2 separate regions of the Mus musculus genome follow, and region 2 is linked to region 1. The links are chromatin loops, found by intact Hi-C in ENCODE. Cell type or tissue: heart. All regions are shown on one strand. Each heading gives the region's core, and the rest is flanking DNA. Links, peaks and the distances in the headings are about the cores only. Region 1 holds the start of P4ha1 (procollagen-proline, 2-oxoglutarate 4-dioxygenase (proline 4-hydroxylase), alpha 1 polypeptide). Region 2 holds the start of Mcu (mitochondrial calcium uniporter).

Region 1 (16,468 bases), core at 5,085-13,084:
CCAGAGCATAAGCCAGTCCTGTACCAACTCAGCTACACTCGCACCTCTAATGCTACTTAAGTTGTGGAGAATACCAAAAGAGCTTTGTACATTTAAACTAGTAATTTCTCTTAAAGATATAGCTTTGAGGGCTAGCTTTAGAGGAGAAAGGTTTTGCTATTATTTTGCTTTGTTGTTGTTGATGTTAGGAAGGGGTAAGGGAACACTTTTTCTCTTACTTCTGTGTTCTATGCTGAAAAATAACAAATAAAGCCACCCAAGCCTTGTACACAGCCGTGACCCTCCCCCTCCCCCCACGTTCAACCTGGCAGCAAAGCTCTTCTTGATAACTTTTGTTTTCTTTTTTCATTCTTATGTGTGAGCTGCATATGCTGAGGTTGGTGTCCGAATCTCCCTAATCACTCATCTACATTACTGAGAGGCAGGTTCTCTCAGCCAAACCCAGAGCTCACTCATGTGGCTAGGAGTCCCTGCAGCCAGCCTGTCATACCCACTTGGCATAATACCTGCACTCTGGGGGACTGAACTCTGGTCTTCACAGTCTGCTAACCACAGAGCCTCTCACCACCCCTGCCTCCTGTTTCCTCTGCCCCAGTAGTCTTTTCCAGTGAGGACTGCTCATCATAATGAGGGTACTGAGAACCCACTGAAAGGCTCCGCCTTGCTTTACATACTAACTGACTCTTCCTCCTCCCCTACCAAACACACAAGCTTTCTCATTGCTTTAAAACAGAGTGAGTTACTACCACAGGTTGGCTTGTCTCAGAAGCAGGTTACTATCTGTTAGGTTGACTTGCCAGCCTGTTTTGTAGACACTTCTCTAATCTTTCTAAGCTGTCTAAACTAACAGGCTTCAACAGAGGCCGACTGAAATCCACAAAAGTTGAAAAGAACCTTCATCTTCTCCTTAAGTTGAATCGCAATGAAAAAGTTCACCACAATAAAATGGCATTTTGGAAGAACTCCTATATCTCCTCTCTCCAATTTGCTACAAACTTCCAGATACTTCCAGAACCACACAGTAGTGAAACACAGTTTTTTTGGCTGCCTTACAGTGATCTGGGGAAAGCTTCTAGAATGTAGCAGATGCAGGCACTTCCTCTCTTGAGCTCCTGCCAAAGCACAAAGCTTTTTCAAAACACCAGGCTGTCTGAAGAGTCTAGAATTCTCTCAGTGTTTAATCAGATTTCTGCCATAATTTTCTTGGTGAGTAAATGCTATTTCCAGAAAAAAAAAATTATACATGCCTTCAATATATTAATACAAGGCTAGTTACAAGAATTAGATAATTTTTTAACTTTGATGATAAAGTTTAGATCTGTCAGGTAAGAACATTTTTATTACTAAAATATATTGTTATTAGAGATTCTTTGTTACCTGCTGTTTTCTTTAAACCTCACAATAAACCAAGAATCATTAGCTTACAGAAATAACTAAAAAGCAGCTCTAAAGTGGTATTTTTCTTCCAGTAACTGATTCTTTTTAAAACTTTTTGCATGGTTCTGATCTACCATGATGTTGGGAATCAAGCCCAAGTCCCCTGTAAGAGCAATAAGTGTGCTAAGCTGCTGAGCCATCTCTCCAGCCCACCCATCCCCGTTTTATTTTATGTATATGGATCCTTTGCCTGTTTGTCTGTGTGCCACCTGTGTGCAGTGTGTGCAGAGGTCAGAAGAGGACATCAGATTACCTGAAACTAGAATTTATAGCCGGAACTCAAAACCCAGTGCCTCTGGAAGAATAGCAGTGCTATTTAATAACTTCCGAGCTATCTCTCCAGCCCTGAAAACTATACTTTAAAGCCTATATAAAGCCTCAAAGCTCTATTAATGTGAATATGTCTGCTTCTTCAAAATAAATTTTACAAAGATCTAATAGCCTTGGCCAAGAGTGTAACAAAATAAGTTGCAAAGTTTCTCCATAACCAAAACAGTGTAACAAAACAAAACAAAACAAGCTGGGAATGCATAAGCTTAAAAATAAGAATACAGGTGGCCATACGATGGCTCGGTGGGTAAAGCCACTGGCCAACAAACCTAATGAGGTGAGTTTAACCCTCAGATCCTCTGGCCTCTGCAGGCACCTGTGCACATACATGCACACACGCGGGAATACACATGGGAACACACACACACACTCTCTCTCTCTGTCTGTCTCTCTCTCTCACACACACAGACACACCCACACACACCCACACACACACACACACCCACACTTTAGTGTGTGCAGTACACGAAAACCATTTAAACTTGCACGTTTGTAATCCAGGCATGTAGGAAGCTGAGACAGAAGAATCAGCAGTTCAAACCCAGCTTGGGTCACAAATAGTGAGAAAGTGTCTCTAGCAAAACAAAAGGGAAAAAATTAGTAATGTAACATAGTTTTAACAGCGTGAGAAAATATGCAGAAAATTCATTCATAAAGATATAGGAATAAGCTTTCTCTCACACTTCTGCTTTTTGAGTTATTGTATGTACAAATGACATGATGTACACGTGTGGAGGTCAGAGGGCAACTGTACAATCACTTCTCTCTTTCAACCTTTGCATGTACCCTGGGGCGCAAACACAGGGCCTCAGGGCTGGGTGGCAAGGCCACCACACACAAAGCCATCTTGTCATCTCCTATCTATGTGTTTTCTGGATGTTTCATGTCTGCCGTATCAGAACCATCTAAAGGTCTGGAATAAACAGGCAATTTGTACACATTTCATGAGCTGCTGATGTTGCTGGTCTGGATACAGAAAAACATTGAAATCACAAAAACAGAACTCTCTTTAAAATGGGCTTTTCTCTTCAATTTTTCTTCTGGAAAAACAGAATCACGCAACTGAATGGTTCCTCTAATCTGTTTTAATACTATGTCTCATTTAGCCACACTCACTGAACAACCTAAGTGGCATGTTAATAGGGAGACATAGCTTTATCAATCACTTGTTTTAACACAATGGTTTTCTTAATTATAATGCCCTACTTCCATTTATCTCTCCCTCTTCGAAGTCTACAAAGCAAATACTATAGAGTAGTTACGAGTCAAGCTTCAAAGAAAATACAGCATCAAAGAAAAGCCACACATAAATGTCTTCTGCTCCAAAGTCTCCAAGAATGGAATGGAATCACTAAAAATTAATAAATTAATCATTTATTTATTTGGGTTTTTGGAGTAGAGTTCAAGCTGGCCTTGAATTCCCAGAGATACTGAATGTAATCTCTTAAAAGAAAAAAAAAAATCAAGTCTTAGGATCCCTGAGAGACTTGCAGAGCTAGGGGAAGAGATGAGGGAGGGAAGAAGAAACAGAAAAGGAAGACCAAGAAGACTCACCGATGCCAAGATAAACTTGGTGCTGTAGCAATAGGAATGATTATTAAAAATAATTTGAGGGGGCTGGAGAAATGGCTCAGAAGTTAAGAGACTTGACTGCTCTTCCGGAGGTTCTGAGTTTAATTCCCAGCAACCACATGGTGCCTCACAACCATCTGTAATGGGATCTGATGCCCTCTTCTGGTGTGTCTTAAGACAGCTACAGTGCACTCATATACATAAAGTAAATAAATAAACCTTTAAAAAAAGTAAATAATTTGAGCCTGGTATGGCAGTGCAGACCTATAATCCCAGCACTTACGAGGCTGAAGCAGAAAAACTGTAAATCTGAGACCATCATGAGTCACCATAACGTAAGTTCCAGGCCAGCCTAAGCTACACAGCAAAACTGCACATCAAAAAGGACAAGGATCTGATTATTCTTTACAGTAGATTTGTAAATTATACAACCCTGTAACATACATGTATATATATAATAGGCTAGTGTGAATAGGGACAACCTTCCTGAAAGACGAATTCTCAGGTAGGCCCAAGAAACAAACAAACACAAACAAACTTCAACACAAACAAACTTCTGTCCTGCTTCCAGGAAAGTGCAGCCCCCCCCTCCCCACTCCACAGGGCCACCAAACCTAGGAACAGATTTTGAAAGCGTTTTACTACTACACTATAAACATTTACTGTATTATCAGCATTCGTTGAAGTCCAAGTCCAAGCTACTTAATGGATGACTAGCACAGGGCATCTGGCAGAAACTGTATCACCCTTTCAGCCTTATACTTTTCTTCTAAAAAAGTTGCAACATTTTAAGAAAACTCCTCCTACCCAGACACATCATCCAAATCTTAACAGAGATGAAAGAATGCTTGATATTCTAATCTAAACTTTGCCTGACATTAAAATTTTCCACAAGGTTCCTTTTACGTCTGTCCATGCCTCCCGGTCTTGCTTGAAACCTTCTAGAAAGCTCTGGCAGATCTCACCCTAACTGCTGCTTTGTGTTCACCTTTAGTCTTGTGAGTTTTCACAATCAGCACACTGGTTCCTAGTGAAGGCCACCACAATGTGCTGCGGAACTGGACTTGGCACGCTTTTCAATCAAAATAGGACATGTTTTCCAAAACAACTAAGCAATTACTGAAGGAACAGTTAAATTGCTCATTTTCCCTGTAATCCTTCATCAAATCATTGTCTTCACTTTATTCCATCAAGTTTCATCATGTTTCTGATTGTCATAGTCAGGGTTTCTATTCCTGTACAAACATTATGACCAAGAAGCAAGTTGGGGAGGAAAGGGTTTATTCAGCTTACCTCACCAAGGAGGTCAGGACTGGAACTCAAACAGGTCAGGAAGCAGGAGCTGATGCAGAAGCCATGGAGGGATGTTCTTTACTGGCTTGCTTCCCCTGGCTTGCTCAGCCTGCTCTCTTATAGAACCAAGACTACCAGCCCAGAGATGGTCCCACCCACAAGGGGCCTTTCCCCCTTGATCACTAATTGTGAAAATGCCTTACAGCTGGATCTCATGGAGGCATTTCCTCAACTGAAGCTCCTTTCTCTGTGATAACTCCAGCTGTGTCAAGTTGACAGAAAACTAGCCAGTACACTGATGGACAATTTTTTCAAACTATAACCAAATTTTTAATAGCAAAATTAAGAATCGCTATTAAATGGTGTTGTTCTTTATTTTTGAACTGCACATTTTATTTTAGAGACTGAGTCTTTCTATGTAGCCCTGCTTGTCCTGGAACTCTCTATGTAGACCAGGCTGGCCTCAAACCCAGAGATCCACCTGTGTCTGTCACATCTGGCTGAGACTGCCTTCTTTAAACTATGTAACAGACTTCTTAATTGTTTCAAGCACCTTAGATATATGCAGACATCTCCTAATCATGTGTGCTGCCACAAACCTACAATTCAAGCAGTCAAGAGACTAAAACATTAAGATTGTGAGTTCTAAGCCAGCCCAAGATAAATCTACCTATATCTACACACACACACACACACACACAATCTTGTCTCAATACATGTTGAAAAAAAATTCTTATTTCCCAGGACAGAGAGCCTAAAAATGTCACTTTGATATTAGAAGCATTCTAAATTAATAAGACTTATTAACAATGTCTAGTTTATTTGGTGGCCACTTTAGTAAGAAGGGGGACAAGCAAGGAGTTAAAACATGAGGCTAAAAGTAACCAGCACCAAATAATTTTTAAACCAGTCCTTTGGGGGCTGGATAGAGAATCCAGCAGATAAGAGCACTAGCTCCTCCTCTAGAGAACCGGGATTGGACTCCTAGACCCAAACGACCACTTGACACCATCTGTAACGCCAGTTCCAGGGGATCCAACACCCTCTCCTTGCCTTCTCAGACATCATACATACGGTACACAGACGTACAATCAGGCAAGACCAGACACATGTGATATGAGGGACATGGGGAAAAAAATCCAAGGACTTCGAGAAGTAGAAAAGTGGCCTGAAGATTCTGAGTTTGAGGTCAGCCTAGGCTCTAGATTAAGAGATTCTGTAGCAAGCAAAACAAACAAAAAAAACCAAACAGAAACTAACAACAAATCAACTCTACAGTTCTTTCCCACTCCATGTCAATACAAGCGTACAGCAGGTGGGCTACCTCTGAAGAGAAGGGCATTGTCTGTAAAATAGAATCATCTGAGGACTAAAGAGGTGAGCTCATGTGAAGCTCTGGGCAGCTGGTGTCACAACTGCTGACTCTTATCACTGTATTTGGGACCAACTTTGCTTTTTAAGGGGTGCAAATAATTCAGAGAACAAGTCATGATCAAGCTTGAGAAATTATTCAGACGATAAAGTCAGGTACTGAGGTAAAGAATCTTACAAAAATTATAACCAGAAAACCAAAAAGATTAGCATCAACAACATTTATTAAAAGTTATTCCCTCTCCAGAGACCTTATAAAAGCTTCCAATGAGCTGTTTATAGAGTCCATTTCTGTAATTATGATGGCTATACATTAAAATATTCACTACTGCTGGGCAGTGGTGGCACACACCTTTAATCCCAGGACAGGGTAGGCAAAGTCAGGCAAGTCGCTTAAGTTTGAGGTCAACCAAAACCCAAAACTTGTCCTCTAGGGTTTGGGGACATATTGGCAAAACACACACAAATTATAGTTAAAAATTTTAAAAACTTCAAGCCGGGCGTGGTGGCGCATGCCTTTAATTCCAGCACTCGGGAGGCAGAGGCAGGCGGATTTCTGAGTTCGAGGCCAGCCTGGTCTACAAAGTGAGTGCCAGGACAGCCAGGGCTACACAGAGAAACCCTGTCTCGAAAAAAAAAAAAAAAAAAAACCAAACAAACAAAACAAACAAACAAAAAAAATTTTTAAACTTCAATGTCACTCTCTTTATGTGACCTTCCACATGCACGCTATGGCACATGCACACATTATGACATAAATGTACACATACCCCCCCACAGTAAATGTAGTGATATTTTTCTCAAGTTTTTAATGTCACTGTAGTGTCATGATGAATCACGATGTTCTAAGCACAAGTGTAGCGATGCTGGAAACTCAGACATACAAAGAGAAGCCATAAAGTACTTCCCTGTAAGAAAACAGCCATAACGTTCAATAAGATATTTTGAGAGATAATAAACACAGCTTTTATTATATGATACACTATCATTTTTCTATTTAGTTATTGATATTCATCTTTTATTGTGCCTAAATCACAAACTAAGCTTTCCTTTAGTTTGTGTGTTTTATCAAAATACACAGTCTATCGCTTGAGGTTTCTGATACCCACTGGGAATCTTTGAAGGCACCTCCTGTGGACAACAGGGGACAACTACATATCGTTCTTCTAGTTGATGCATCCATCATACAGTACTTAATAAAGCTTTCCCCCCTCCTTTAAAAGATTGGTGTATTTTTATTCCATGTGCAGGAGTGTTTTGTTGGTGTATAATATGCATGGAGTACCCTCAGAGGTTAGGCAAGGGCCCTGGATCCACAGATGGTTTTGAGAGTGTGTGTGGTGCTGTGAGCCAAACCTGGGTCCTCTGACAGAGCAGCCAGTGCACCCAACAGTTAAGCAACTCTTCAGTCCCAGGCTCAAGGCTTTTTTTTTTTTTTTTAATGACATTATTTATCAACTGTTTATTTTAGGTTCTTTGTGATAGTCCAAAAGAAAAAATATTGACTCCATGCTGAAATATCTAGAAAGGGGTTTAATACACTCTGCATACCTGAGAGACAAATTGCTGTTATATACTTTATATTGCTCAAATATCATTCCCAATACAAAAGATTATGTATTCTCTTATCTCTGGCCACAACCAATTCCATTAGAAAGCAGGCAAGTTAGTAGAGAGCAGAAACACTTTCTATCCTCTTAATAAACAGGTTAGCTGGGGCAGTGATGGCGTACGCCGTAAGCCTTTAATCCCAGCACTTGGGAGGCAGAGGCAGGTGGATTTCTGAGTTCAAGGCCAGCCTGGTCTACAAAGTGAGTTCCAGGACAGCCAGAGCTATACAGAGAAATCCTGTCTCAAAAACAAACAAAAACCAAACAAACAAACAGGTTACAGCCTGAAAGTCATCTTCAAGGTACACTTCACCAAACTTCCACCTCTCCCAAGGCCGTCCTACGGAAAGTGCCTCTGGGTGTTCTGTTTCATTTGAAGTATGCTCTCACTACATAGCCCAGACTGGCCTTAAACTTGCGCTCCCCCTGCCCATCTCTGGAGTGCTGGGTTAGCTATCTTAAATCCCTTTTCCTTAGGCCTGACTCTTCTCCTTCTAGCTTTCAGTTTCCTCTTTCCTAACGCCAGTTCTCAAGAGGAGAAAGAGACACACCACATGTTCTTAAGATCACATGCTCTAGGGCTGGAGAGGTGGCTCAGCATCTCTTGTTGCTCCTACAGTAGACCAGAGTTTGATTCCCAGTACTCATATGGTAGCTAACAACCCTCGGCAAATCCCATTCTCAAGGCTTCTGACCTCCCTTTTCTGTCCTCTGCAGAGGACAGATGCAGGCAAAACGCCCATACACATCCAATAAAAATAATAAAACTTTTAAGAATATTATATATAGGAGAGCAAAAAATAATGAACTCAGTTGCAGAAAAGATGTGAATGATTTCAAATATGTAGTTCCATTCAGAACTTACTCAACCTTAAAATGGAGTAAATTACCCGCATCATGTTGGCAGCTGATGGCCCTTTCATGTCCTACTTGTAAGACTTCCAAATCCATAAACCAACAAAGTTCTTTTCTTTACCTACTATCTACCCTTGTGTGTGTTGTTATAACAATAGAAAAATAACCAATACCAGGTTGGGCATGATGGCATATGTCTTTAATCCTAGCATTTGGGAGGCAGACACAGACAGATCTTTCTAAGTTTGAGGGAAGTTCCCGGTCAACCAGGGCTACTCTCCCCTTGCGTTTTAAATATTTTAATTCCTTTACATTTTAATTATTGCTTCAGTCTCATTGTTTTTTTTCCTCTTCACTAACCCCAATACCTGCTTTAAATCCTCTTCCCTGGTGTTCTATGTTGTCATAGAATTCTCCCAGCTGTGATTTTCTTCCTTCCGTACATTTGAATGTTTTTCATTCTTAAAATTGCTATCATTCATTCTTTTGTCACCTTTGATGAAATCCACTAAAGTTTGCGTCCTTTGAAACTGAGCTAATAATATTGAGCGGAATTTTGTCCGCTGTGTTTTTCAGTGACTAGGCAGACATGGGTAGGCTGACATTTCAGTTCTTTTCAGTGAGAAATCCACCCCCCAGTAACTAATTAAATATAGCTATGAAAAGAAAGCCAATTAAAGTTAACTGCAACCATCCAAGAAAATGAAACTACCACTGAATTACAGTCTTCCCTTCAGACTATTTATAACAACAGCTCAAATATACAATAACAGACGTATCATACTGATTTAGTATTACTGAGAAAACTAAACCACCAAAACACAAACACATTGATAAAAACAGGAAGCAGAAAAAAATCTAAGGCAGGATTCATTCTGCTGACAGTTATGTAAGAAGCATGAATCTTTGTACTGTATTTTTAGCCAACACCCAGCCAAATATACTAAGAGCCCTCCTGAACATCTAAAGGAAAAGGGATGTATTGAATCTGCTTCGACATTTCTGTGGCCCCTTAAGTGAGAACTGTTTTTAACTCCTTACGTTTGCGCTCAGGTATAATGTCACTTTGGCTAAAGGAAAACTAATGACAGAATAGCTTCAAGTCTTACAAAAATGTATATAAAAATTATATAAAAACATTTCACTGAATATAAACACTGATTTCACATATATAGACACCGAGTTTATTTGGCTTCTCCTATGTTCATACAATTATACAACGTTCTGCAGAATGATTTAATTGTAAGATGTTAGACCTCACCACAAGGCAGACAGACAATATTAACATTAAGGACCATTCCATTCATTTTGCTTCTCTGCATGCTTTTTCACCTTCAGAGCGTTACAATGTTGGGGGAGAGGAGGGACAAGATCTAATATGATATATTGTAACTGACTCACAATACAGTAGTTCAGCAAATCCTAAGAACCTATTTTGTTAGAACCGCTTTCAGCAATAGCTTACTAGGGCCACTCTCATACTTGAATGAAATTGATACATATGCTCACTTCAGCTTTCTGAAATAGCCAAGAAAGTCTGTCTCAAGAAGCCTACATAGCCTTAAATTTTTTAGGGATTCTTATAACAGAGCTCATGAGTGAGGGCATAAACTATACAGAAATATTTGTATTTTCTGATTTAGACCCCCACTTTGCTGTAGACATTCAAGAGATTTCATAGCTTCAAAAATAGACTGAAAAACACTCTGGATCTCACAAATTTATCTAAAAACAATAATTATACCCAGGTTAGTCATTTATTAAAAACAAAGCATTCCTCCCACAGAAATTAAGGCTCATAAGGTTTATAGCTGTCTCCATTCTCTCTATATCCCTAGCATCAAAGCAAATGCTTGAAATTAACTGCTCCATGAAAACCACAGCTTGTCAGTCCATAACTCACTCTGTAGTAACAGAAAATTAGTGTCTCCTCACCAAAGCTACAGCTCTCCTACAACAATGGTGATACACAGGAGAACTAAAGCTTTGCTTTCTTTCCTCTTCCTCCTCCTCCTCTCCCCCTTCTCTTCTCCTCCTCTTCATCTTCTTCCTCCTCTTCCTCCTCTTCTTCCACCTCCTCCTTGGTTTTTTATTTTGTTTTTGTTGTTTTTGGTTTTTTGAGATTGAGTTCTCTATGTAGCCCTGACTATGCTGAACTCACTCTGTAGACCAGGCTGGCCTCGAACTCACAGAGATCCAATTGCCTTTGCCTCCCAAGTCCCAGGATTAAAGACATGTATGACCACCACTGGCTATAAAGGTTTTTCAATTTTTTTTTCAATATTTATTCTTTACAATTACAAGTTGTATCTGGTTTTCACCTATTTTACTAGCTGAGTTACAAAGTGACAAAATGCCCAAGCCTTTTATCAAAGTCTCAGCTTAATTTCAAAGTAAAAAAAATTCAGTATAACAATGGAAATAGCTTCATCCACCTAAAAGAGAAACAGTAGACCTTTTCTTAGTCTGTAAATCCAAAAAGCATCTGCCCTCAGGAAAAAATTAGACACAATATTGCAAAATCAAACTGTCATGACCTTTTAAAGTAAGGAACAAAAATCTATGCTTCCTACAAAAGGAAAAGATAAAGCTTCTAATTCATATTTAAGGTTCTGAAATGACACTGACGGTCTAAAGTTAAAGAAAATCAGTGGCTGAAGAAAAAAAAGAAAGAAATCACGACTATTCCTATTTCAAATCAAGATAAAAATATTCAGAGCGTGTTCACTTTCAGCTTCTACTTCCTGCTTAAAAATCTCTTTTCTCCCTAGAAATAATCAAAATAACCCTTTTGTGTCTTTTTAAAGTTTAATTTCCAATGTTCCTGCTACGCAGGAGTAATTTTTTTATGCGATTATTTTAGGAAAAGACTAAGTTCCATTCATAAGCTTCATCTAAACCTGAGAAGGGAAACGAGGTTTTTTTTTTCCCCCTCAACCTTAAAAAAAAAAAAGTTGATGAAAGAACAGCGTTGCCACGTCTCCCCCCTCCCCCACTCACGTAGTGGCTATTCCATCCCTCCAGAGTGCATTCCAAGGAAAAAGTCCAAGAGCCATGGCTCTCGAGTTAAGTCGAACCTGGCAGGTTCCTTTTAATTAAAAAAAAAAAAAAAATCATTTCCTAAAAGAGAACCCAGGAGCTTGTCTATCCCTTTCTGTGGAGGCTCTTCCCTATAAACCACGGTGCAATACCCCAAGAGTCCTCATTTTGGATGGTCAGCTGAAGATGTTAAGTCCGAAAGCCTGCCTTTGTACCAAATTCCCACTCTCTAGGAGAAACAACCTCGTATTTAACCGTACCATCCTTCCCCACACTGAACATCCATCTGGGGTCAATCACAAAATTCAGTTTAAAAGTCTCACACAACCATAGAAGGTTTGGCCAAAATGGACTGACTTGTTGACCCTGCAAGAGGAGGGGAGCGTGAAAGACGAAAAGGGAAAGGGGATCATCAGGGTGAGCTGAACCAGAGGAGGTGGGCAAGATTGGAAACCAGGAGGAAAGAAGGAGCAGAGGGAGAGAGAAATACAGAGACAGACGCGTGTGTCCTTAAGTGATTCACTGGGATGAAGAGGAAGGAAGAAGCCAGCTTCCCCAACTGTGAATGACAGCAACTTCTCAGCTAAACTCGGCGCCCCGGGCTATGTCTACTTGCTGAGACAACGCCGAGAAGCGCAACAGACAAGTTCAGTCCTAACTTCTGAGTAGGTCCCACTTCCCAGCTTTACTTTCCAAAAGTGAAAAGGAAAAAGAGAAGAAGAGCGATCGAAACGGAGAGACTCAGCCCCCGGCTGCAAGCGCTGCCTGCTTTCTCCACTGCCACATGCTAACCATCTGCGGCTCGGGCGGCCCAGACCCCCGCCCGTCCGCCCTCGCCTTCCCCCGGCTTAGTGGGGCGGACGAGGTACCGCTGCACAAGTCATCAGGGAGGCTGGCTGCCCGGGATGGAACATTCAAGAAGGTCCTAGTGCTGGGGCGGGGCGCAAGCCGCTGCTGCCGCTCCGGCCAGAGGCAGGACGGGGGTGGGGGGACGGCGAGGGAAGCTGGGAGAGCGCCGGGGCGGCCTGACTTCGGGGGTGCGGGGCCGGGTCCTCTCGGGGAGACCCGGGGGCGGCTGTGAGAAGGGCTGAGCCCCACTCCAGAGCGAAGGGACCCCGGCTGCCCGCGGGGACCCCGCATCCGTCTCCAAGATCGGAGGAGCGCCTCACCTGGATAGCGGGCCGGGAGGAAGGCGACAGCTCGGCTCGGGTCAGTCCTGTCGCCTGCAGTCCCCGCTAGCTAGCTCCCTGCCGCCCTCAGCCTGCTGGCAGTGCGACTGGGCAGTAGAGGGAGCCAGGCGTCCCTTTTATATTCCCCTGCCGCGCCGGCGCGCCGGAGAGGGGGCGGCCGCAGCCCTCGCTACGTGCGCTCTGTCACACCAGCTCCCGCGCCACTGCGCAGGCGCTTGCGGCGAGCCTCCCACCCACCCGGGAGTCGCCCAGGCCCGGGGTGTTCCAAGCCTAGGCTGGCCCACGCGAGGACGCAGTGCGCCTGCGCAGAGCTCCTGCCACGCCACCGTTCCCGTGGTTACCATGGGGCTTCCACCACCACCCCCGCCCGGGTTCCTGTAGGATTTAGCGCCTTCATTTCAGGGTCAGCGGCGGGTCTCAGAGCCATCGAAGCCATCAGGAAGGACAGTTGTGCAAAATTAGGAGAAGTTTATAAGAATTTAGGAAATAAAGTGGAGGTGTGGAGTGGGAAACAAGACGGTGTATCCGGGGTGACTGTCGGGGCTGGCTTGGCCCACAGGGGTTTTTGCTTTAATAAGCGTCTTTTTTACACTTTTGAACACGAGGATTTCGCTTAATCTCCCACCCGCATACTTTATGGGTGAATAATAGATGACAATTGAGTGTCATCTGAGGTTAAATCCTAACCCACTCTGTATAAAGTTAGATTTTAACTTCCCTGTATCTTGGGTGCTACATCTGCAAAGAAGGAATACAATATTATCTGTTCCCTAGGCCCTAGGCTTGCTGTGAGAAACAATGAGACAATGAATGAAAAAGCACTTACTTAGCACATGCCTAGGATTCAGGAAGAGCATGGAAACATATAATGGGGCTGGGGAGGGGGTGTACCAGGATGTTGGGTTTTGAGCATTTACCTAACATGGAAAAAAAAGGCCTTAGACTTTATTACCTAGCCTCAAACAAACCAGCACAGAAACAAGCATCAACAACAGTAAGTCTGGAGATGTGGCACACACAGCTAAGATTTCAGTTCCCAGCACCGTGCTGGGTGGTGGCTCACAACATCCTGAAACCCCAGGTCGGGCAGATCAACAACTCTGGGCTTCCAAGAACACCGGTATTTAACCACACAAGACACATACGTATAGTTAAAATGAATAAAATTAAATCTTTAAAAAAATACTACTGAGCACACTATATAAGGCACGAACTGTGTTTGAGTTTAGTCTTGATCTAAAAGAAGAGAACCTTAGTTACTGGCAATAAGGACAATGCCAGAGATAATTTACTTCCTGTCAGGGAAAGAAAGACTTTTCTAACATTTGTTACTCGTTTAAAACTGTAAAGTTTTCCTTGCTTGCTAAAGTATGGAACTGATTGGCACTTATCTGGGACAGAGAGACAAAGAGCTTCAGGCGTCTGAAAGCAATGGTTTCTAAAAGTGTGGCTCTGTGGGTCTAGTCAGGAGCAGTAGAGCCAAAAATGTTTTTGTAGGACGATTTCGATTCTTTTGCTATAATGACAACACAGTTGGATTTTCCAGAGACTTCTGCTCCTTTGTCATGGTTTAAGTGTGAGGCATATCCCAACCAGGCCACTAGTAAGAGAATTTACAGAAGAAAAACAAAAAAAGCAAAAAACCACACAGCCACCCCACTAATACTCTTAAGATGTTTTTATTAAAAATGTTTTTCTGCTAACTTGTAATATAGTTGTTTTAAAATGCACAAATAAAGCTATTTTATATATTTTTTTAACCTCTCACTACAGTAAATCCTGCCAGATATGACCCATATAAAAATCTCCTTTAATCCTTAATATGTTTTATGAGTCACGGACCAAAGGATGTCTCCAGACCTGAAGTCAGTGAAGCTTCAGTGTCAGGAATCAGAATTGCCAGCACCCCCTTCTAAGATCCTTGGAGGGGTCTTAGCAATATGTCTACATGACCATATGCTCTTATGAACTTTGTAAAAGTAAGACAGTGTTGCAGTTCTTGTTCACCCCCGGAACTCTCCCTCTGCCGTACTTCCTCTTGACTGAAGGTGTTGGAGTCGCTGGCAGGCATTTAAAATCTTTTGCTAAAATTGAACTGGGGTTACATTTGGTTTGAATTTAGTAAGATTTATTTTTGTAGCCTAGAGTCTCTTCTATCTGTGGTTAGGTTGTTGCCAGCTGTCCCAAGCATCCAAGAATACTCTTCCCACCCATTGAGTTGGCTCTCCCAAGATTATGAGAGTAAGGTGCAAGAGCAGACCTCAAACCTCTTAGTTATGTGAATGTGTGCTCATTCTAGAGTCTATAAATAAATAAATAAATAAATAAATAAATATGCAATGTGGAATGTGTAGCTACATAGACGAGTGCTTGGTAGCACATGTGCCACTCCACTGCCTGACTGTTTAGTTGGTTTTGTTTTGTTTGTTTTGTTTTTAGAAGCAGGGCCTCACACTGTATATAGGCTAAGATAGTGGGAAGTTACTATGTAGCCAGCCTCAAAATTGTGATAATCCTGCCTTCAGTTGAAATTGGCAAGTTCTTTTTCATTTTTCTTTTTCAGATCAACTTCTAAAAGGGGATCCAGCAGCTTCTCTACTCCTTTCTATGGGAGGGTCTGCCTTGTAATTAACAGTGCAAAAATCCAAGAGTCTTCATTCTGTACAGTGTGCTTACAATGTTAGGGCTGGGATTACAGGAATTGCCCCCAATCCAGGCTTGGTGTGTGCTATTTTAAAAATTTAACAAAAGGAAGTTCTCTTCTGTTAGAATTTAAAGAACTCTCCAACAAACAAGAGTGCCATCCATTTGAAGAAATCTTACATGCCCCAATTTTTTTAAGTCATTAGAGTGAACAAACTGTTGAGATGTCTCCAGATTTAATGGCAATCTTCAAAACATTTACGATGTCATAAAGAAGTTATAAGCAGGGGCTAGAGAAATGGTTCAAGAATTAAGAGCACTGGCTGCTCTTTCAAAGGACTCTGGTTTGACTCCCAGCTCCCACATGGAGGCTTAGGGGCATCTGTAGCTCCAGTCCCAGGGCATCCAGCACCTTCTTTTAGCCTCTAGAGACCCCAGGCACGAACATCAAGCAGACATTTATATTTTCTAAACTATCTCTATGAAAACTTACCAATTATTATCGTATTAAGAGACAAAGAATATCGAGGGTAAAATCTATAGGGAAAGAAAATCAATATAAATTTGTGCCAGGAAATTAATTTAAAAATCATATTTTGCCAGGTGTAGCAGGCTCACAATTTTGAGACACATAAGTTCAAGATCAACTGACAAAGGCCTCATGCTGTAGCCTAACGTGACAGATGGCATCTCGTGGTGGGACACAGAGAGAGAGGGTAAAATATGGGGAGGAGGGAGGGAGAAAGAAGGGGGAAGCAGGATGAAGGGGGAGAATTCTCTTAACACTTTTATATTGGGTTCTAAAACTCTAGTTCATGACTTTGGAGGGACAAAATGTATCCCAAATACAGCTCTGATGTTTGTTATTTTTGGAAAATATCTGTCTTTTGTTCACTCTGAGAAGATACTTCCTACTAAGTCTGTGGCTATCAGCCTGATTGTCCCTGTTCTGCTAGAATGAAAATGAGCATCATGGGAAAGATGGTAAACTGACATGAGCCCATCTGAGTGCTCAGACACTGAGCAATGCTGGACCAGCCTTACTGCAAACCTGCAAGAACTCCATTCCTCTTGCATTTAAAGAAGTTACCCAAAGTAGTTCACCAATCAACTATTTTGTGAAGAGAA
Region 2 (16,468 bases), core at 8,469-16,468, 290 kb before region 1:
TGGCTTCGGTCCCAGGCACTGAAAAGAAAGGCCATGCTACACGGTAGTATTAAGAGGATTAGATTGGACTGTGTACTGAGAGCGTGCCTTCCGGAAAGGCAGGCTGTGTTACCGATGTAGGAGCTAGGGTCCTTGAGTTTGGGTACTCAGTTTGGACAGATAACTTAACCTCAGAGTTTCCGCTTACAGAAAGAGGGGCACCAGTATTCTAATGCTGGTGAGGGGGTGAGTGAGCCAAGGTGCGCAAAACACTAAGTGCTGTGTCCGAGTCCACTGAGTCCTCCGCACTCAGAGACGGTATTAGTCTCATTTTCTTACTAAGTTAATGGACAAAACATTCACACCAGTAGGTATCCTTAGTTTCGGAGGGTCAAGGAGATCCAATCAAGTAACAGGGTCACATTATTTACAAGGCTCTTTTTACTCATATCTGTTTTTAAAAGCCAATATGTGAAGTTGTACAGGTCCCATGCTTGGGAGGGCTTAGTGTACACCCACTGGACTCCATATTGTTTTTTGTTGTTTGTGTGTGTGTGTGTGTGTGTGTGTGTGTGTGTGTGTGTGTGTTTATTTGGTTTTGAAGAGAAAGAACATGAAGTTGAGCAGGTAGGGAAGTGGTGGAGGATCTGGGAAGAGTTGGGAAAAGGAAGTGAAGATTATGATCCAAAATATATTGTATGAGAGTTTAAGGGGGAAAAAAAAGAATAAAAACCATTTTTAAGTTGTATAGCTTTAATCTCAAAATCCTCGCTGCCACAGTAACAAGAGCCTGGGTTTCGGGCACCTGGGCAATCATAGACACCATCGTTACCATGGGCTGGGAGTGTGCTGTGGGTATTTGTGCCCTCCAGACACTTGTCAAACAGGTACTTCAGTCACACTCGCCATAGGTGATAATTAGGTGACAGGTGGACTAAACTGCTTGGTACTGAGCACCAGTGTCAATTTTCTCACTGCTGAGAAACTCAGTCCAAAGATGGGGATCAAAACTGTCCTTAAATCCAGAGACAACAGCTAGCTCACTTTTTTTTTTTAAAGTTTTTGAGACAGAGACTCACTGTGAAGCTCAGGGTAGACTTGACCTCATGGTCCTCTTGTCTCTGCCTCCAAGATGATAGGATTACATCTGCTACAAGCCTGACTCATATTAGACTTTGAACAAATATAATTTACTTCATAATTATCAATTTATATATATTTTGAGACAGGGTCTGTAGCTCAGGTTAGCCTCCAACTTTCTTTGTAGTTGAGGATGGCCTTGAACTTGTGGTCTTCCTACCTCTACCTCCTGAGTGCTAGGGTTAAAGGCACACAGTAAGAGAAAGAACTGGAAGCTGGGTGGGTAGGAAGGAGGTGGAGGATCTGGGAGGAGTTGGGGGAGGGGAAAGAATATGACCAAAGTATAGTATAAAAATTTCAAAAGATGAACAAAAATGTTTTTTTAAAAGGTGTATATCATTAATCTCAAAATCCTGACTGCCACAGTCCACTTCCAGTAACAAGAGCCAGTCAGTTTATGCAGCCCTGGCCTGCGTGATCCAGATCACCAAGGCCCAAGGCCTGAAAACTGCCAGGCAGGCGCTCTCCCACTGAGCTACACCCTAGCCTAGCCACAAAGATCTTAAGCCATTGAAAAGACAGGAAAGAAACTGATGGATAAAGGCTACAGGACAACAACTGCTAGACACAGTCCCCTCCCCTGCGGCTGAGCGAACAAAGGGAGTCCACTGGAATTATTAAACCTAAGAAAAGGGGCCCTCGTTGACGCTTTATTTTATGTCATCTCTGTGCAACTGATCAACAGTATCTGTGTTCTGGTAACAGCGGCTGTATCAGTGTTTACTGGCCTATGAGCCTCATGGTTGTTCCAGATTCTTGTGAAAATTTAGCATCTTCTGTATCTTTCTCATTTTAACCATTTCCCTGGTCTTGAAGGGCTATAGCATTGTGGGTTTGGTTTGTATCTAATTGGTTGGTAATGAAGTCACGCCCCCTTCCTATTGCTTTCTGGGTTGTTTAGAAGTCTTCTCTTGTAAAGTATCTATTCAAGTCTCTTGCCCATGGTTTGTAAGAATTCTTTGTGTATTTTGGCTAGAAGCTCTCTGGAATCCATCATCCCAGTGTTCTCAATGATGCTTGAGCAGCCTTGGCAGTTCAAAATGTACTTCTTTTGAATAAATGGCCCCAGGAATGGAATTACCATGTTGATCTTATTGTAATGCCTCAACAAACAAAAAAACAGTCCATTAAATTCCCATTCTCCCTCTTGTGAGAGGACAAGACTCTGTGTGTGTTAGTCATTTGTGTCTCTGTGTGTGTGTCTCTGTGTATATGTGAGTGGTGTGTGTCTAAGTGTATGTATGTTTGGTGTGTGTCTGTGTGTCTGTGAAAGGTGTATGTGTATGTGTGTGAGATGGTGTTTGTATGTGTGTATGTGTCTGTGTATGCATGGTATGTTCATGTGTATGTGTGTGTGTGTGGTGTGTCTGTATGTGTGTGGCATGGTGTGGTGTGTGTGTATGGTGTGTGTATGTGTCTGTGTGTGTTACAGTATGTGCATGTGTGTGTGTGGTATGTGTATATGTGTGGTAGTGTGGTATGTGTGGTGGTATGTGTATGTGTGTGTACATGTGTGGTAGTGTGGTATGTGTGGTGGTATGTGTATGTATGTGTGTATGGTGTGTGCGTGTATGTGTGTAGGCATATTAGAGTTTTGCACAGACCTAGGATTTGTTGACTCAGCTAGGCTAACCAGCAAGCCTCAGTGTCCCCTCATCTCTGCCTCCCTCCACCTCATCCCCTAAGGCTGGGATTGTAAGTGTGCACCTTCATGCTCATGGTTCTAAAAACGTGGGTTCTGAATATCAAACTGAGATCCTAACATACCTGGAGAGCAGTTTACCCACTGAGCTCTCTTCCTCTGACACTGGGGACACCCATGGCCCTGGTTCAACTTCAGAAAGACATTTTTTAAGAAAGAAAGGCATGAAAAAAGAAACATGGTGCTTTTTGTTGAAGTTTTAGCTTTTGTGAGACAGAGTCTCTTCTGATAGTTCAGGCTGGCCTACAAATCGCTGTGCAGCCCGGCAGGTCCTGAACTATCCTGGCATCGTGTCTTCTAATCATCTAATCAGAATCTCGATTTTTTGTTTGCCCTCTGAATGGTGAAATAGTTAACCTTAGTTAAATAGAATTAGACTCTGTAACACAAAACTAACAGCAACACAAAACAACCGCAAAAAAGCCAAACAAAGGGAAAAAACCCACTGTAACTTTTTGATGACTTCAGTAATGTTGGTTGGGTGATTATTGTGTTAGTAGTGTGCTTTAAATTTATGCTGTGTTAATACGCAAAGATCATTCTAGAGGTCTTCCCTCTCTCTCTCTCTCTCTCCACACACACACACACACACACACACACACACACACACACACACACAAGCTTTTAGTCTATTAGCACTGTCCTTAGATGTTGGCACCATCGAGGCAGATCAGGCCAGAGTCTCCTGGCCTTTAGCTGCAGCCGGTCTCCACTCGCTTTTTGCCAGCACCAACATCGGCCTTTGCAGTGTCCTGAACCTTCTTCATTCTGTTCTTGCATTCCTTTCCCCAGTTTTTGGAGGTCTTTCTTCTCATAAATGTCAGATCCCAAAGAAACCTAGACAAGGCGGTACCTGTGGCTCCTCCCACACTGCCTACCCCGCCCCCTACCCATAACATCTCCTGTCCAGGGGCTGGGCTTTGCTGGTTCCCCAGCTTCTCATTTCTATATAATCTTGCCTCTTGGGTGCTCTCTTGGCCCCTTGGTTTCTCCCTCTCCCTCTCTTTCTCCCTTCTCCCCTCCCCCTTCTCTCCCTACCCCCCAGCCCCCTCTTGGCCCAGTTTAGTCTGGACCCTTCCAGATGCCTCTGGCCGAATTCCCCCTCAGATCTACAATAAAAAGTTTTCTCCTCAAACATACTCTGAAGTGCTCATGTCATTTTCATTCAGTAAATGCCGTGTCTTTTTTTTTTTAATATTTATTTATTTTATTTATGTGAGTACACTGTCTCTGTCTTCAGACACACCAGAAGAGGGCATTGGATCCCATTACAGATGGTTGTGAGTCACCATGTGGTTGCTGGGAATTTAACTCATGACCTCTGGAAGAGCCGTCAGTGCTCTTAACCGCTGAGCCATCTCTCCAGCCCATAAACTCTGTGTCTCACAAGCCTGCGTTTAGGCTCATTCTTCTTTGCATAGTGCCAAGAACCTTCCATCATGTGAAGCCAGCTGTCCCGCCACTACCAAAGATGGCCTCTGGTGTGGTTTTGTACATTTTGGCTAGCCTTTCTCGAATTCCTGTCTTTTCTACCGTTGCCTTCCCAGGGTGAAGGACATCCTCTGTAGCAGATGATCAGACATGAACTTCCTGCTCTGCATCATTACTGCATCACTCATGATAGTGGTGGTCCCCTGCCAAGGGTGGGGGAGAGGGAGACTTTTCATTCGTTTCAGTGATGGGTAAATGCTAGGTGGAAAAAAATGGGTTCCATTTCAAGGTCAAGGTTATGAGAATTAAGTGAATATCTCAGAAAAAGAAATGCGTAAGCAAGAAGAATTCGGGGAGTGCTTGAGTCTCATACCTTTGCCTAGCTTTCCTAGCATGGGAGCCTCCATTTGATTGACAGGCTTATGGGATGATAAATGCACTGACCTATCCAGGTTATCCCCCTTCTCTCACCCACATTTGGGATTACTAGTTATTATTTTCTGAGTTTCCATCCAAATCTTATGTGATTTTTGCTCCCACATTCTGGCAGCTAAGAGTGACTTTCAAAGTGCTTAATTAAGGATGATTTGCTAATGATTATCATCTCTGAATAATTTCCCTCCCCTTTCATTCCTTTTAACTGTGTATATTTTCCGAGGGCCAGTGTTTTTTTGTTTTTTGTTTTTCCATTCCTTTGGCTGGTTTTTGTAAAAGTTAACTCTCCCCTCCTTTTGACTTTAACAAATAGGATCCCTCCTCCTATCTGTCCCTTGATCCTTTCCAAATCAGCAGTAGTTGCCGTAAGTGACGGGATGCTGGAGACAGGATGCCAAGAGCAGTGGCTAAATTTAAAGAGCCGTGCTTGCACCTGTTGTTCATTGGCAAAGCCCACGCTCCCACCCACAACTTCCTCTACCCCCTGCTTCCCACCAACTGCAGCCTATGACCCAGAACCTTCACGCTTTCCCCTGGAAGTCAGTCCTGATGATGGTGGTGTCCAATCCATCCAAACTGAGGAGAAATATATTAGTTTTGACAGTAACTTAGTTTAGATTCAGAGGAGCTGAAATTTGGGCCAAACTCAGCATGATATTAAAGATGTATCTCACCTTGAAGTAGGCAGATTCGTGTGGCTAGAAACCAGCCCACGAAGGTTCTTTTAGACTATTCTGCTTTGTGAAATTCTTTTAGATAGTCTCATCGGAGCTGTCTATAAATTTAAGTGTTGTGAAGAACAGACAGTTGAAGGAAGAACTGGCATTGTCTGGAATTAGCTTTAGGTAACTTGCCAGATTGGCATCCCTAAACCTGGAGGAGTCCCGTAGGACAAAGATAGTTCCACGTAAGGAATTCTCTTACAGGATAGCCCACTGCAGGAAAAAAAAAAAATTCCACTTGACAGGAGGAATTCTGCTGCAGGATACATGTAGGAGATCTGTGGCTGAGTCAGTCAAACTATAGTGATCAGACAGGTCTAGTGAGAGTTTCTTGTAGCATCTCCTATCAGTTACGCTAGCTAGTATGTGGTTATCCTTGGCTATGCCAGACTTGGTCTTTAACAATCCAAAAGGCCTAATGATCACAGAACAGTTATCACATCTGGCACTAAGCTACTGGGATACAAAGTTAGGGGCGCTTGCAAGGAGACTTAAGTTTTACCTAGACGTTTATTTTCAGAGAAGGTTATATTCCCCACCCCCACTTACAGAAGCACAGATGGTTGGGATGGCTTTTGAGAGAGCCCAGGGCACGGGAAACAGGTTTATGAGAAGCGACTGCTAAGCAAGGAGTCACTTCACTATTTGGGATTCCATTCCATGTCAGCCGGGTCTTTTTATTACTCTGGACGGTGCTGAGTTTCATAGCCATGGGAGCTGAATTCTTATGTACTTAGGAGGTGTGCTATATTTGAATACAAAATTAATAGCTTTGGTCACTCTAGAGAGAGACAAAAGACTTCCTAGATCCAAAAGTCTAGTAAATATCAAAGACTACAAAAGGGCGTGAGCCAATCTACCGCAAAATGAAAGACAGCCTTAAAATTTGCTGCCAGGCTCCCGGATTCTGAGAAACAGGAACAAAGGCAATCTACCTGAACAATTCCTGCCCTGCTCACCTCAGTGTCTCCTTGCGGGTTCTGTGCATGAAAGAAAAAAAGATCGAGGCTTGCATGTTGCCGACAGAAAATAAGATTAGACCACAGGCTGATTGAGTTATAAAATATGGAGTCAGTCATTCCTTTGGAAATCAGGGCCTGAGCCTCCCACTAACAAGCATTTTTAGAGGGATAAGTAAATACATTTCTGACTTGGAGTCGGTCTGTGTTAGAGTTGGGACAAGTGGGAGTATTGGAGGGAATAAGGAAAAACAAGGAGAGCATGGGTGTGCTTCTGTGTATGATGAAGTGAAAGCAGATATATAGAGGAAAAGATATAATATATTGTGTATGTTATATATACACATATATACATATAATGTATACATGTAAATGTACATATGTATATACATACATGTATATATGTAAAGTAATATAGTTTACATAGGTTATGATATATAACGTATCATAATAATACACTACATTATATTTATATCTCATATTGTATATCAGTGTTTTTCATATATGTGTATGTTATATACAAAGAAGCCTTTAAAGGTAGTTGAACCTCTCTCATCTACACTGACTAGAAATATTTACTGTGCAGATGAACTAGAAATAGTTACTGTGCAGAGAAAGAACAGCAAGGAGCACTGAAAGGAGGAAGTCTCAGGAACTTGGTTGTGGTGATGGAGAGGTTGCTCCTAACGGAGGTAGGCAAGAGAAATGTGTGATGACGTCCTGAGAGAATGAAGCAAACATAAAGGACAGATAGGGTCGGCCCAGGGAGGGGCTCCCCTAACATCTGAAAGCTGCAGCCTTTCCTTCTGCCCTTTGTTTGGATGTACTCTTTCCTGTTCACTCAGAACTACTGCTAGCACGCAGATAATACTTCACATTATCGGTGAACCAGGAAACACAGCCCCCAAATCTCTGAGGAGAGTCCCGTCGTGTTTGCTTGCTCAAGTCAGTGCGTGTGCTTCACCTGGCCACCCTACCTGTTCTGGAACCCTTGGGTAAATATTCCTTTGCGTTGAATCATAGCTGGGAGCTGACTTCAGTGTACGGTTTAGTAGGGAAATGGGTTAAAGTTTCATGCTCCAAGAAATACACTCTGATTCGTTTTAGCTTTTTTTAAAAAAGAAGCAATCTGTTTTTTTTTTTTTTAAGGATTGGCATAGAAATTAATGTTCAACTGAGTATGTTTTAATGGCATGTTTTTAAATTATAAAATTAATATGCAGGTGGGAACAATTTAAATCACTTAAAAGAGCAGGTGTCCCTCAAAACTTCCCCAAGGCAACGTGTCTTCCTATTTATTCCTTTAAATTCACCACCTGAGTTATTTTATATATATATATACACATATATTATATATATGTATATATATAAATTAAAGGTGGGGTCTTACTATATTGTCCTGACCAGTTTGGAACCGGGACACATTTGAGGTAGGACAGGTTGGCCTTGAACTCACAGAGATCTTCCTGCTTCTGCCTCTCACTGTAGTGCCAGGGAAGTGTTAGTGATGCCCCCCAAAAAACAGACAGGAGCCGACCTGATGCAACTCACAGCAGGGTCTTTATTCTATTTGAGCTACCTCCTCCCCCATCCCCCAGTGCACCACCATCATGCAGGATAGTTTTGGCGGTGGTGGAAGCCCCGAATATCTATTGAATATCTATCAGGGCAAGGCTTTATAGTAAGCAGCGAGCAGGGGCTAAGTGTGCAAGCATCTAATTGGAAAGCTACTGTGGCTGGTGTTGGAGTCATATTATAAACTTAATTTCTGCTTCCCTCTGCATTGGTGGTCGTTAGGCAGGAGGTGGGCTTGTAACCTGGGGGTGCAGGTTTGTTGGGGGAATAACCTGGAGATGCTGGTCTTGTTGAGGTTGTAACCTGGGGACACTGGCCTTATTGGGGGTTAACCTAGAGACCGTAGCTAGGCTGGGATTTTGTTGGGGGGCAACTTGGACACTAATGCTAGGTACCAGCCTGTTTGCCTGAGTTCAAACTTAGATCAGGTTCTCTAAAATGGAGTCTGAACTTAAAAGATTTGGCCTCTCATCACGAGTTGGGATTAAAGGCATGTGCCACCATGCTCAGCCCTATCTATGATGTTAAAATTGTTTTGCATATTTATTTTTATTATTATTATTGTGTGCGTGAGTGCACAACACAGAGCATGGACGGAGGTTATATGACACCTTTTGAGAGATAGTTCTCTTTTTCTACCTTTCTTGGGTTCCAGACCAAACTCAAGTTGTCAGACAGGTGCAGCAAGCCCCTCTACCTGCTGAGTCAACTCACCGGCTCCCATGTTAAGTGTGATTTCAAAATAATCATGCATACTATATTATTTATAGTTTTATATCTCATACACGATTTCAGCCAAACCAAAAAAAAAAAAAAAAAGCACAGAACTACTGTATTCTTTTCTTTCTTTCTTTTTTTCTTTCTTTCTTTTTTCTTTTCTGAAGACAGCGCCGCACATAGCCCAGCCTGGTCTTGAACTCTAGGAACTGAGGATGGCCTTGCACTCCAGACTTGACCTTGCTTCTATTTCCCAACCACTGACATTAGCGGTATGTGCCGCTATGCCCAGTTTACTTTAATAAAGAATAAGTACATCATTTCTTGGTCTTTTGATTAAGTGTGAAAGTGTAGACAGGACAATTCTTTTTGTTGTTGTTTATTTTTTATATTTGAGATAGATGAACTAGAGTTTTGTCTGTGTAGCCCAGGTTGGCTTTAAACTTGGCCATCTTCCTACCTGAGCTTTCCTAAGGTTGGATTATAAGAACATGCCAACACCCCCCCCCTTTTTTTTTGAGATAATTTTTCACTATGTACTCCAGGAACTTGTAATTTTGCCTCAGCCTCCCAAGTGCTGGGATGTAGCACGTGTGCCAATATGGTTGATCTGTGGATAGTTAACTTTTGTATATGGTTGGATAATATTTTGTTAAGCGATTGAAGTCTAATTTACTTGGCAGGCACTTTATTGGAAGATATGGAGGTTATCTTCAACTTCTCACCAAGTGTGTGTCCTTCTTTAAAGATGTGTTACGTCTAGAATGGCCAGCGCGTCCCTGACACATGAGTGGCAAAGGGTCCATCTTAGGTTTGAGGACTCCGTTCTGCTGAACCCTTTCTCCGTAGTAAGCCTGGCCAACCAGTCCCTGTAGTCCTCTGCCACCGAGGGAAGGTTTTATTTCACTTCTTTTCCTGGGTGAAGATAAATGACAGTTGTTTAGTTCAATTGTTAGATCTACATTATAAGATCGTGGTGTACTGGTAGATGCTATATGTAGCCTAAGGTAGGGGCATCAGAGATTTAATTTTCATAGATATGAGATGATATATTTTGGAATACAGCAATGCCTCTAGTTTCAGATATGTACATTAAAAAAAAACACTGTGACTTTTCCCCCAGGTTGTTTTCTTTTGTTTTATATTTCCCCCAAACATCTAGCTATGTAGTCCAAGATGGCCTCCTAATCACAGAAGTCCTCCTGCTTCAGCTTCCCGAGTTATGTGATCACAGGTGTATGCTACTGTGACTGGCCAGTACTGAATGTGGTTCTTTTTTCTAATGCCCAGGACTAAATCTCAGTAGTGCAGGGTAGACATTGGAAAAACAGAAGAACGGCAATTCTAGTGAGATTTCCCAAAGTGTAAAGCAGAGACAGAGATGGAACACTCTTGGCCAGGGCCTGGAGTTATCAAAGAAGAAGGAAGAGGAGGAGGAGGAGGAAGAGGAAGAGGAAGAGGAAGAGAGGAAGAAGAAGAAGAAGAAGAAGAAGAAGAAGAAGAAGAAGAAGAAGAAGAAGAAGAAGAAGAAGAAGAAGAAGAAAACAATCTAAAACCCAAAGGCGAGACAGAGAGAAGGGAATGTGCAGTATGGCTAAATACTTGAGATGCTGTGTTGGTAACTATAGATGGGTAAAAGGCAGTTGTGACTGAAGTTGTTCCAGCAATGCCAAGAATTCCAAATGGGGGCTTGTTGCATTCAGCTGTTGAGATGGAGCTCATTCCTCAGGTCCCAGGTTTCTCTTGTGGAACTTAAAGCTCTTTGGGGGTCACCAGGAGAAACCCACCATCTTACTTTTCTGGCCAAAGAATTAACTGAGAAGTTGGCCAAGGAAGCAAATTCTAGTCAAACTTTAAAGAATATTATTAGAACAAGTAATACAAATTTTAATTTTTAAAACTTCATGTAGGGTTATATAGCCTACAGTGATGTTTATTAGAATTTTTAAAAATCTAAACCTTCCCCCACTTGGATTTTAAAAAGGAGCTGAAAGAATTGAGTGGCTCTTAATAAGAAACAGCTCGGAAGTCTAAGAAAGTAGAGGAACTGCAGGTTTCCTTTGTTACACCACATTCAACGAACCATTGCTAGGAACTTAGTTTCTTGTGTAGTGGTTCTCAACCCTCCTAATGTTGTGACCCCTTAATACATTTCCTCATACTGTGGTGACCTTAAACCATAACACTGTTTTTGTTGCTATCTCATATCTGTAATTTTACCACTGCTTTGAATCATAATGTAAATACCTGTGTTTTAGGATAGCCTTGGGAAACTCTTGTGAAAAAAACTTTTGACGCAAAGGGTCGCGACCCATCGGTTGAGAAACCTTGTCCTGTGGCAAGTCGTGTTTTCAAGAGAAAGTTGAGTGAGGTCAGTCCAAGCCAGGCATGATGGTTCATGCTTGTGATCATAGCACTCAGGAGGCTGAGGCAGGACGATCATAAGTTCAAGGCTAGCCTCAGGATGTAGTATGACTTAATCTCAACAAAAATCCGAAGTACTACAACAAAACAACAACAACAACAAAAAGGGTAATTCTACGCTGGGTGTGATGGTCCATACCTATAACCCCCAGCACTGGGGATGGTGAGGTTGGAGGTGAGTTTGAGGTCATCCTGGGCTACATAGAGCATTGCCGGTCAGGCTGGGCAACATAATGACAGTCCCCCGTATCCCCGACCCCCCCGCAAAAAAAAGTTATTCTCAACTGTGTTCTACTTGCTATCTTAGCAAAATTATGAAACTTGGTTCATCTTTACATGGCTTTATTACATTGCTGGCGTCTTCTGTTTTTGTAGTTTATTTTAAAAGGGAGACCAAGGTCAAACATGGTAACGAACAGTGTTGCTTTTAGAGAGGAATGCGGATCTAAGGGTGCTGGGGAAAAGAATCAGATGTTTCAATTGTGTAGCGTTCTGTTCATTCAGCCCAATGGCAGGTACTCATCCTGGGAGTTTGAAGCTACAACCATTCTACCTAATACCATGCTACACAGCACTGCCATTGGATAACTTTACAATTCAGGGTTAGTCTCGGCACATCCAAATGCTATCTGTTATGGATGCTAACTTTAGACATGCGGTCGAGAGTTGTAGCCAACCTCCTTAAAATGACCAGTTGGGTGCTTAGGCAGACAACTTAGAACACTCAGAACTCAACTCGGAACAAGCTCTGCACAGGTATCTATTTCCCCTAGCTCTCTTATCAAGTCACTTGGTAAAGATTAGCCAAATCGAACGGGCAATCCCTTACTGCTCCATTCCCAGAGGCTCGAACGCCAGAGACCGGTCCCCTAGAATTTGCCCGTAAGGTAACTCTGGAAGTGACAGACAGCCCGAAGCCGGGATTCTCCCGCCTTTTGATTGGACTTTGCAGGAAGCCCCGCCTCAGAGGCTTGACTCAGGACTGCAATTGGCCTAGTGAGGCTGAGTGGCGGGTCTTGGCCACGCCCCTGCCGTCCGCTGCGCTGCCTGGGCCAGCGCCGTTTCCAGTTGAGAGATGGCGGCCGCCGCAGGTAGATCGCTCCTGCTGCTGCTCTGCTCCCGGGGCGGCGGCGGGGGCGCCGGCGGCTGCGGAGCGCTGACTGCCGGCTGCTTTCCCGGGCTGGGCGTCAGCCGCCACCGGCCGCACCAGCAGCACCGGACGGTGAGCGAGCGCGGCTCCGGGGAGGGCGGGGCGGCGTGGGGAGCCGCGGGCAGGCCGGGGCGCCCGGCGACTTCCCTCAACTCGCGGCCGCCCCGGGGTGGCGGGCCACCGAGCCGCCGTGTCCTTCAGCGCCTGCGGCGGCGGCGGAGAAGGCAGGGCGGGCGGGAGGCAGGAGAGGAGGAGGAGGGGCGACAGCAGGGATGTTCCCGCAGGACTGGGGACGCCAGGGCGGGGAAGGCACGGGACTTGAACCTCTCCCTGACCCGCCTCCGGGCTCGGTCCCTCCTTCCGTCGTTTCTGACAGCTTTGCTCCAATGCTCCCGAACTGAGCCCGGTGCAAGTTGTCCCCTTCTCACCTCCTCTGGGCGGGTTGGAGCGTCCGGAGTTGCCGCGGTTGCCGGTGTGTCAGGAGAGTGGCAGTGCCATGCTGCTGGGAACTGTCCCCGGAGAGCACCCCGGGACCCCAGGAGGCTGCTGCCTCGCCCTCTCCCGGCCCCCTAGGAACACGCAGGGAGGAAAATCAAACTTTATCCTTCTCTGATCAGGTCCCCTGCCTGTGCGTGTTCTGCTTCCTCGAGGTGGATGCTGCATTGCTTCAGGAGGCAAACACCATCCCCTCGGGTTCTTAAAGATCCCGGTGGTCCCTTCCGAGGGTTGTGCACGCGTGCCCAAAGGAAGGGCAGCAGGCACAAGAGAGGCGGCATGGCAAGTTGTTCACAGAGGGAGAGATTTAGTGATTCCATTAATCAGTTCTTGCCGGGTTTCATTGCTTGGCAAAGAAGGAATTCTGTCAGTAGCCCAGGGGCGTGTGTATGTGTAGTGTTGGCGGTATGGTACCTGAGCTTGGCATGGAGTTCTTGACCTAACAGGTCAGCAGGTTCCCTTCCTTTGGACTTTCGAGGCCCATATGTGTTGGTCTCTGGCCAACTCTTGAGAGAACAAGTGTAGGTTTAATTTCATAAGGTGAACTTGTGTAGTGTGATGAGAAGGCTCACTGCAGCTGGCCCAATAGAGAAGGTGCTGCCTTCAGCCCGTGCATCATGATCTGTCTTGTTCTGTTTCCCTGTCTCCTAAGAGGAAAGGACTAGAGCTTTGCAGAGAGGATAGCCCTAGACCTGTGGTAGCATAAAATTGTGGGAACGCACTATGAAAAGAACCGAGGCGCTGAGAATACAAGATAGTATTGCTATTATTAGTGGTAGTGATGGACCTGAGCTTCCTTCTTGTGAGAAGATTGTACTTTTTCATATTTGGCATACTGACATTGCTTTGCTAAAGCTTTTGGGTGAGAGCCGAGTTTTTCTATAGTTCAATTCTGATTTGCATGTATGATAGCCTCCAGTTATGTTCTCTGAAAGACATACAGGCCACCCCCAAAATGTGATGGCAGTCTTTTCCCTCTGAACTATTGGAAAATTTCCCGAGCTATCTTTGTTTTCCAATGAAGCATCCTCCGATTTTGCAGTTTGTTCTTAATACTGTTTGGGTGTGGTATTCAAGTGGTGTTTGAAAATGTGTGCCTCAGATGCACCGGTCTCTGTGTGTGTCTTCCTTGTAGAGCTACTTCAGACAATATTCTTCTGTGCTATTCTGGGGTGGGTAAAAGTGATGAACTGAATCTGTAACTGAAAGCACAATTAAAAATGAAGTGTTATTTTTGAAGGGCAGAAGTGTTGTCATGGAAATGGTGACTTGTAAATGAACTTAGGAGTCCAAGGTTTGAAAAGAGGTGAACGTGCTTGTTTCAACACGTAGAAGCAGATTCTGAATTTCTGTTCCAGTTGCTCTAAAGCCATCATGAAGGTACCCCCATCCGATTTTCTATGATTCTTCATGTGGCATTCCGTTTGAAAGATGCCTCTTACGGATTTAACTCTTGATATTTCAAGCCTGAAATTGAGGCCCAGAAAAGAGAAAGACTTGGCCAAGATTGCGCAGCTGAGAAGACTGCTGCCCTCTTGGTCTTCTTTTTATTGTATCCTAAACTACAGTTGCCTTTGTATCTCTCCCTTCTCTTATAAAATTAACCCTTTGTCTGCCAGGGAAGTCTTTGTGTTCCACAGTCTCCAGGAGTAGGAATCGCTAAGTGGATATGGTTTTGAGACACATGTGGTAGGAGACTATGGAATAAACCACTTGATCCTACCTGGGGAGGCACTGGGGCCAAGCGGACACATCCCGTGTGTGCAGCAGATGGCAGTCTGCATCGAACCCGATCACAAGCCCAGCTTGTGGCACTCCTATTCAGCAGTAGTAGGGACAGCAAATTGGAGCCAAGGGTCATAGCTAATAATAGCTGCTGCTGCTTCTTGGCTTGAGTCACATTTGTTTGTTTGTTTGTTTGTTTGGGACAGGGTCTCACTATATAGTGGAGGTCCAGTGGCCTCTTTTCTTGCTCTTCCTCTCTCTGGTGTTGGGATTATAGGCATGTGCCACCGTGCTCAGCCAGCCAAGAGTCATCGTTTTAAAAGGAGCGTAGATCAAATAGAACTTGAATAAAATGGTCAACGTGGTTGCACAGTTATAAGCATAACTCCCCCATTAAAATGTAGTCCAGCCTTCTCTCCAACACAGGGTTTGAAATCAAGCCTTACTTTGTTGCCCAGGCAGTCCTCTAGTTCCTGGCTTTAAAGGGATGCCCCCTGCCTCAGTTTCCCACCTAGCTGAGACTAAAAATGTGCATCCATGCACTCTGACTTTAGAGCAGCTGTCAATGGAATACATAGGAGTAAAGATCAATGGCTTTTCCAGGGTTGTTTGTTTGTTTGTTTTTTGCACCATGTAGTGTGGCTTTACTTCTTGTATAAAGAGCCTGCTATGATCTAACTCCAGAGCACCTACAGTGACTATAGCTGTTTGTTGCGACCCTTCCTGTGTGATTAGTGAAGGTGGCTGCTATTTCCAAAGATGCTCCTTGGAGGGGAGCTGCCTTTCACTGTGGGCTGTGCAGTTCCTTTGCTAAATCAAACCGCTTCACCGGGGATTAGGACAGCCTGAATGTTGGCAGTTCCTAGTGGTCAGCCTCTGGGCCCAGTTACAAAATCATAAGCTGCCGTTACACTGTTACAATTTGTAGCTCCTCCTCTCCACACTTTGCAGTGTCCTGGCAGTAATACTATTGCAACTTACCTGAGGCTACTTTGTTTAATACACAGATCCCCTCTGCCCCACTTCCTGCACCTTCCCGAGGGGAGTATACAGCCAAGGCTGGCTTCCAGCTACCTATGCAGTCAGTCCAAGCTGGTCTTGAACTTGCAGTGATCCTCCTGCATGCGATCCTGGATGAGAATTCTAGTCTCAAACCCTAATTCTCTTGAGTTTCTCCTGGTCAGTTTCTGTTTTTTTTTTTTTTTTTTTTTTTTTTTTTTTTTTTCTTTCTATGCTGCATTCATGCACAAAAATTCTGTATTTGAGCTGGCTTCAGCACTGGCCTCAAGTGTTCCATACATATGCACTGTTAAGCAGATTCTGCGTCTGAGCTTCAGCCATAACAACCCCCAGTCATTCCACTTATGTCTAAGGTCCATTTCAGGCCAGACACTGACATAAATAAAACTCCTTGCAAGTCTAACTCCCTCACTTCATAAATCTAATAAAACAGAGGAGTGACATCTGAGGTTATATTTGTGGCAAATAAGAAAGCCGGGATTGAGCTTACTTTAAATGGAAGGCTTGGTTTATATCTTAACTTTGGTGATTCCTGCCTCATAATTTTTTCCGTTCTCCAATCTAAATCCTAATAGAATTTATTACATTCAGGATGCAGATTGACAGTGTACTCAATCTGTTAGCTCTGTGGTGACCAGTAGCTTTCTGTTCATAATCAGTTAAAATAACGACAATTACCCAGATTATTAGGAATATATGCTTCCATTAGATTCCAAACAGGTTGTTTTCTGTCTACTAAAGTGTTGGACTACTGAGGGTCCTGGGTGAATTGGTTTAGAACACACTTGTTTTACTTTCATCTTAAAAATCTTATTTATTTTGAATCCTGTAAAATATTTTAGTGAATGAACATGGATTTATTCATCAAATTCTGATTATTTGATCATTTTAAGGCTCCGAGAACTTTATCTTATGCTCTGTGAAACTCTTCATACAAGAAAAAAAAAACTAAACAGAAAATTCACCATTAAGAATTATGTAGTCAAAGACAATA

The links. A loop is a pair of places that touch in the nucleus more often than their neighbours do. Peaks named below come from ENCODE experiments on the same cell type or tissue, not always from the same donor. Only the 100,000 strongest peaks of a DNase experiment are listed, where the experiment ranks them.
Region 2: it touches region 1 in a loop (9-fold over the local background); 2 of 42 quality-filtered maps call a loop at or near these places.

Annotation. Positions count from the first base shown.
Region 1 is chr10:59,319,685-59,336,152 of GRCm38, reverse strand. It overlaps P4ha1 (procollagen-proline, 2-oxoglutarate 4-dioxygenase (proline 4-hydroxylase), alpha 1 polypeptide), which reads right to left and starts at 12,857. Exons shown (of 15, transcript NM_001316371.1): 1 at 12,677-12,857. In heart, for the core only: a CTCF peak has its summit at 12,776 (motif pointing right); a DNase peak (open chromatin) is centred at 12,882; H3K4me3 peaks cover 2,302 bases; H3K27ac peaks cover 2,263 bases.
Region 2 is chr10:59,612,362-59,628,829 of GRCm38, reverse strand. Mcu (mitochondrial calcium uniporter) reads left to right here and starts at 12,138. Exons shown (of 8, transcript NM_001033259.4): 1 at 12,138-12,306. The coding sequence starts at 12,160. It also overlaps the pseudogene Gm51790. In heart, for the core only: CTCF peaks have their summits at 12,797 and 14,532 (motif pointing right); a DNase peak (open chromatin) is centred at 12,079; H3K4me3 peaks cover 2,124 bases; H3K27ac peaks cover 1,285 bases.